Linked DNA regions of Homo sapiens: region 1 is linked to region 2. Evidence: read pairs that join two places in POLR2A ChIA-PET (ENCODE). Cell type or tissue: MCF 10A. All regions are shown on one strand. Each heading gives the region's core, and the rest is flanking DNA. Links, peaks and the distances in the headings are about the cores only. Region 1 overlaps HCG20 (HLA complex group 20). Region 2 overlaps LINC00243 (long intergenic non-protein coding RNA 243).

What was found. Peaks named below come from ENCODE experiments on the same cell type or tissue, not always from the same donor. Only the 100,000 strongest peaks of a DNase experiment are listed, where the experiment ranks them.
Region 1: POLR2A ChIA-PET joins it to region 2 with 28 read pairs; 23 of 35 experiments call an interaction of 5 or more read pairs at or near these places.

Annotation. Positions count from the first base shown.
Region 1 is chr6:30,768,382-30,771,293 of GRCh38, reverse strand. All of the region lies in intron 1 of HCG20 (HLA complex group 20), which reads right to left. Among named protein-coding and RNA genes, the nearest start is that of HCG20, 3.0 kb to the right of the region's middle. RefSeq lists enhancers at 1,061-1,592, 1,593-2,124, 1,009-2,208 and a silencer at 1,980-2,159. In MCF 10A, for the core only: no CTCF peak of the experiment used is centred there; DNase peaks (open chromatin) are centred at 1,533 and 1,993.
Region 2 is chr6:30,818,744-30,821,655 of GRCh38, reverse strand. The region is part of intron 1 of LINC00243 (long intergenic non-protein coding RNA 243); the gene reads left to right. Among named protein-coding and RNA genes, the nearest start is that of LINC00243, 10 kb to the left of the region's middle. In MCF 10A, for the core only: no CTCF peak of the experiment used is centred there; DNase peaks (open chromatin) are centred at 1,245 and 2,155.

The sequences.
Region 1 (2,912 bases), core at 177-2,676, 50 kb after region 2:
TAAGCCACCCCGTCTAGGATATTTTGTTATGGCAGCCTGAGCTGACTAATACACCATATAAGAATTTTGAGTATATTTCTAAAAGCCTGGTGGGAAGCCACTGGAGTTCTAAGCCAGGGACAGACATGCGTACATCTGTGAGGCTCATTTTGGCGGCAGAGTGGAGAAGGCATCTGAGCAGGGCAAGACTAGAAGCAGAGAGATGAGGTAGGAGGTGAGGGTAGGTGCTCAGGCTGGAGATGATGTTGGAGGCTTAGAGCCTGGTGATGTGGGGATGAGGAAAAGTGGAGAGATTGGAGAGACCTTCATGGGGAAAATCAAAGGACTTGGGGATTAACAGAATAAGAGGAGAGGGGAGGGGGAGTCCAAAGGCCCCCAGGTACAGTGGAAAGAGCCCTGGGCTGGGAATCTAAAGATCCAAGTTCTATTCCCAGATCTGTCACCCAATGGCTTTGGCTAAGTGGCTTCACTACCCTTCACCACTTTAGTTTCCTCATCTGTACAGGAAGAGATGGGCCTGCTGATCTCATGGTGCCGTCCAATTCCATTATCCTGTGATTCTGTGAAGTAAATGCATTAACAAGATAAAACAATGGTGTCATCTCCCCAGGATTGTTCACGGACCTCTCCTCCACACTTTACCTAACACTATTGATCACCGTTTACTTAGCTGTACATTAGAAAGCTTCCATTACTGATCTGTCTCCCTCAAAAGACTGAGACCTCCTCGAGGGTAAGAACTGGGTCATTTTGCTTGGTATCCTGTACCTGAAACCAAGCCAGGCACATAGTAATTGATTAATTATATTTGTTAAATTGATTATTGTAAGTGCTGGGAAGACAGGCACATGGTTATTCCGGGAAGGCATCTGGGTATGATGTATGTTTTCTGAGTACAGGGCACTGTGATGGGTGCTAGGGCCATCAGAGTAAACAAGAAAACCAGTCACAGACCTTACGTCAGGTAGCTAGGCAGACATTAAACACAAGAGGACAAAAATGATGATTTATTTCTAGTTGTGGTGAGTGCTACAAGGAAAAGTACTGGGTATTGTGAGTGTGTAATAAAGAGACTAGCTTGGGGGTAGAGGGAAGGTTTCTCTGAAAGAATGACCCTTAAAATAATAAGGATGAGTAGATTTGCTCACAGATTGAAGGAGGGGAGAGACAGAGAGCATGACTGCAGGTAAAAGAAGCAATAAGCACACATGAAGGCCTGAAGCTGGACGGAGTTCTGGCGAGGAGAATGCCAGATGGAAATCCACCGGAATGTAATGTTAGCTAATTTGGGTTATGGAATTATTGGTGCTTTTTATTCTCTTTTGTGTATATTTTGCATATTACAGATTTCCCACAACAAACATGTACTATTTTAATCATGGGGGTTGGGGGGGGCATTGCTAGTTTTAACAAAATAATAAAGGATGTGGGGAGCATGGGTGTCTGGAGGAGGGGTGCATTCCAGAGGGATTGATGACACGAGCGGTGACTAAGTCCTGCATGGGGGAGGGCAGGAGGCCCATCAGTGGGGCTGGAACAAAGCAGCAAGGATGACTCACAAAAGACACAGCCGAAGCCAGTGCATCAGGGCCCGTGGAGGTGAGGCTGGGGAGTCGGAGGTGATATGAGAAGTCGCAGGGAGCTACTGTCAGACCAACTAGGCAGGGACAGCCTACACCTGAGTAGAGGAGAGGATGAGGAACCAGAGAGAAAAAGCTCCCCTCAGCAGTCCCTGTGGGGCTGGTACAGGACCTTGGGAACCTGGTAAGGGCAGAGTCCTCCTTGTTACTTTCCAGGCACGAAAGGGTTAGATTGTCCCGTGCTTTCTGCCCCCACAGCGGAAGTGGAAGCTGTGGTTTCCAAAGGCCCTTCCTGATCTGCAATCTCTGAGAAATCAACTAAAGAGATAAAGTCAAAGGTTGGTTGGTGGTGTGCAGTGGGCGCGGGGGTGGATCACAGGCAGGAGTTGGAAAATTGAGGCCTGATGCAAGCTCTAAGATCCGCCCCCACCCACTCCTGATCATGAGTGATAAGCACCCCACCACCCACTCTGCCACTTGGCCGGGATTTCCCCGGAGCCTGTGAAGTATTCCCAGGGCTGGGATGTGACTTGGGAGGAGGTGGTAATTGGCTCCTTTCTCCGCTCTGAGCTGGGCCTCCAGGAACTGCCTCCACCACGTCCCCCTTCCCCTCCAGGGGAGTTACTCAGCACAGTCTGACTGCTCCACCTGAACCCTCCTTAGCATCACCCACTCACCTCACACTCCTGACCCAGGTGCTGCCTGCTCATAGCCAGGGCACAGAGATGAGGAGCAACTTCATCCCAGTCTTCTACCCAGCCCCAAAGCTGAATTCCGCAACAGGACCTGGTCCTGACCCTGCTCCCATGAAGAGATGCAAAATCACACTAAATCTTCATGTTAAATCATCATATGTATCAAATGCCAACCAGTCAGTAAGCAGCCGAGGGCACGCTGTCCACAGCCCTACAGCTAGGCCTGTGCTGCTACCAGGGTGCAGAGGCAGGGGCCTTGAAGAAACAGCCCCAGCCCCTAGGAATGCTATTTGCTGTTGGAGACAACAAGTTCTTAATAAAAGCCACATCAACCCAGAAGACCTGAGTCATCTGAGAGAGACCATTTGCGCCTCTAAGCCTCAGTTTCTTCAATTGTGAAATGGTAATGACAGCTAGTTTAGAATTAAATGATGCCGTGTATGAAAAATAGATGAGAGACTTAGAAGGATCCCGTCCTTCCACAGATACTTATTCCTGGGCCAATGCTCAGGATATAAAGATAAAGTAAACAAACGTAACAGGCCTGATCCCTGCCCTCAAGAGGTTCCTCAAGTTGCTGTTATTGTTGACCCAATGACAGCTAAATAAATGAAGGCCACTCATAAAAAGCAAATGG
Region 2 (2,912 bases), core at 100-2,599:
ATTACATTCCTAAGTACCAAAATAAAAATTAACTGAGAGTATCTCCAAGTCACTATCAACGATCTCTGAGAAATCACAAAGAGGCAGAAAGGTATTAGAAGTTGGAGATTGTGTGGCTCTGATTCCCAAAGATGGAAAAAAAGATGAATGTTGAAAAGCACAGATCAGGCCAGGTGTGGGGGCTCACGCCTGTAATCCTAGCACTTTGGGAGGCTGAGGCAGGTGGATTACTTGAGTTCAGGAGTTTGAGATGAGCCTGGGCAAAACCCCATCTCTACAAAAAATACAAAAATTAGCTGGGCACGGTGGCTCACGCCTGTAATCCCAACACTTTGGGAGGCCGCGGCAGGCATATCACCTGAGGTCAGCAGTTCGAGACCAGCCTGACCAACATGGAGAAACCCTGTCTCTACTAAAAATACAAAATTAGCCAGGTGTGGTGGCGCATGCCTGTAATCCCAGCTACTCGGGAGGCTGAGGCAGGAGAATTGCTTGAACCTGGATGGTGGAGTCTGCAGTGAGCCGAGATCGTGCCATCACACTCCAGCCTGGGCAACAAGAGCAAAAACTCCATCTCAAGAAAAAAAAAAAAATTAGCCAGGTGTGGTGGTGCACACCTGTAGTCCCAGCTACTTGGGGGACTGAGGCAGGAGGATCACTTGAGCCCAGGAAGTCAAGGCTTGCAGTGAGCCAAGATCAGGCCACTGTACTCCAGCCTGGGTGACAAAGCGAGACTCTGTCTCAAAAATAAAAAAGAAAAGAAAACTACAGATAAGTGGCCTTGGCAATGACTGTAGGCAAAAACCCTCAAATGAGATACAGAAAGATGTTTTGTAAAGTGTTTCGTGAGCCCCGAGAAGAGCTGAGTATAGTCACCCCTAAGCTCAAGTGATCCTTTCACCTTAGCCTCCCAATAGCTAGGACTATAGGCGTGTCACCATTCCCTACTAATTTTTTAACACCTCCTTCCCGTCCCTCGACTCCTGCTCTCAAACTCTTCAGAAGACTTGTTCCCATGATTCTGTTGGAGACCATGTTCTCTGGAAACAGATACTGAGATAAAGTTGGGATGCAAGATGTTAATTAGGTATTAACACCTGTGAATAAGGGCAAGGAAGCAGGAGTGGGCAGAGGGAGAAGTTAAACTGAGCTGCAGGCCCAACCACACCTCTCATAACTCTGCAGAGAGCTTGGGGCAGTATTGTCTATCAAAGCAAAGCAAGTTGAACTGAAAGAGCCAGACATTTATATCCAGCCCTGCTTAGTCACCACATGGAGCTGCCAGGAGAAAGGGTGTGACCAGGAAGAGGGACCAGGCAGCTCTTTGCAGCCAGGGGACCCTGAAGGAGCTGATGGCTGGAGGCTGTCTGCTGACTGCTCTCCCATAGCTGGGCAACAAGTCCTTCCTTGGGGGAGATCTGAGCAGCACATCTCCATGTCCACTACGCTCTCCTTACTACCATTCCCCTCTGGCACCACTGAAATCCACCTTCCATCTTCGCTTTTACTCCACTCACTCCATCCCTTTGCTCCACGCCAAATCCAGTGGGCCCTTCTTGGTTCTTACCTTACAGCTGACCTCTCTCTCATTTGTTGAAGTTATCGATTTCTACAGTAACTTCTCCTCTCTCTCCTTGACCTCTCTACCCACACTTTGCCGGCCTGTTCAGGGGTCCTGTCCTCCATGCACTACCCAAGCACTGGGACTCCATTCTGAATCCATCCTCCTCTTCCTCCGTACTCTCCCAGGCGATCCCACCCACTATCAGGGTTTTAATTCCTGTTTATATGGCAGTGACTTTGAAATGTACTCTCCAGCTATCCTCTCTGCTAGGCTTCCGATTCCCATATCTAATTGGCTGCTGGCTATCTCCATGCTAAGGGCTGTCAGAACTGTGACATTCCACCTCTCTTCTCCCACTGTGTTCCCACCCTAATTCTTCCAGTGCAAGAAACCAGGGACCCTTTGAACCTGCTCTGTCAAGTTTCTTTTCTCGGCAGCCACCCCCGCTGGGTCCAGTTTGGGCATGGGTATGGAAGCACTCCGAACAGTATCAAGGACTCTGCATATGGAGATTTGCATCACTGACATATAAATAGCTGATGCTGGTGCTGAAACCAAAGAATATTCATCACTGATCACACCCACTACTTGCCCAACCAGATGTGAACCTCTGACTCAGTGGGTCCACAGGAAAGAGTTACTCAGCACTTCCTAGGTATAGGTGATGAGAGATGGTATTCATTTATTTTACAGCTTGAAGAATCTGTAAAGAAAATCTGAAGAAAAGAGTTATCTGGGCTGGGCACGGTGGCTCACGCCTGTAATCCCAGTACTTTGGGAGGCCGAGGCGGGCGGATCACGAGGTCAGGAGATTGAGACCAGCCTGGCCAACAGGGTGAAACCCCGTCTCTATTAAAACACAAAAATTTAGCCGGGCGTGGTGGCGCATGTCTGTAGTCCCAGCTACTCGGGAGGCTGAGGCAGGAGAATCGCTTGAACCCGGGAGACGGAGGTTGCAGTGAGCCAAGATTGCGCCACTGCACTCCGGCCTAGCGACAGAGCGAGACTCCATCTCAAAACAACAACAACAAAAAAAGAGTTCTCTGAGCAGGTAGCTTTTAGCCACACCTTTTATTTCCAGGCCTATACCTGTGTGGCAAAGGCTTAAATAGGAGGTATTTCTGAAGGAAAATTAACTCCAGTTTATTTAAATATACCATGCTTCGTGTATATATGTCCTCTCCTTCCAAACCGGAATTTCCAGTTAAATTCAAGGAATAATTATCAAGTAAATACAACATGACAAGAGCAAGGCTAAGTACAGGACAGTTCCTGCCTTAAGGAATCTAAGGTGAAAGGATAAGTCTAATGGAAGCGCATTCCAGTTTGCTGATGAGCACAAAAGCCA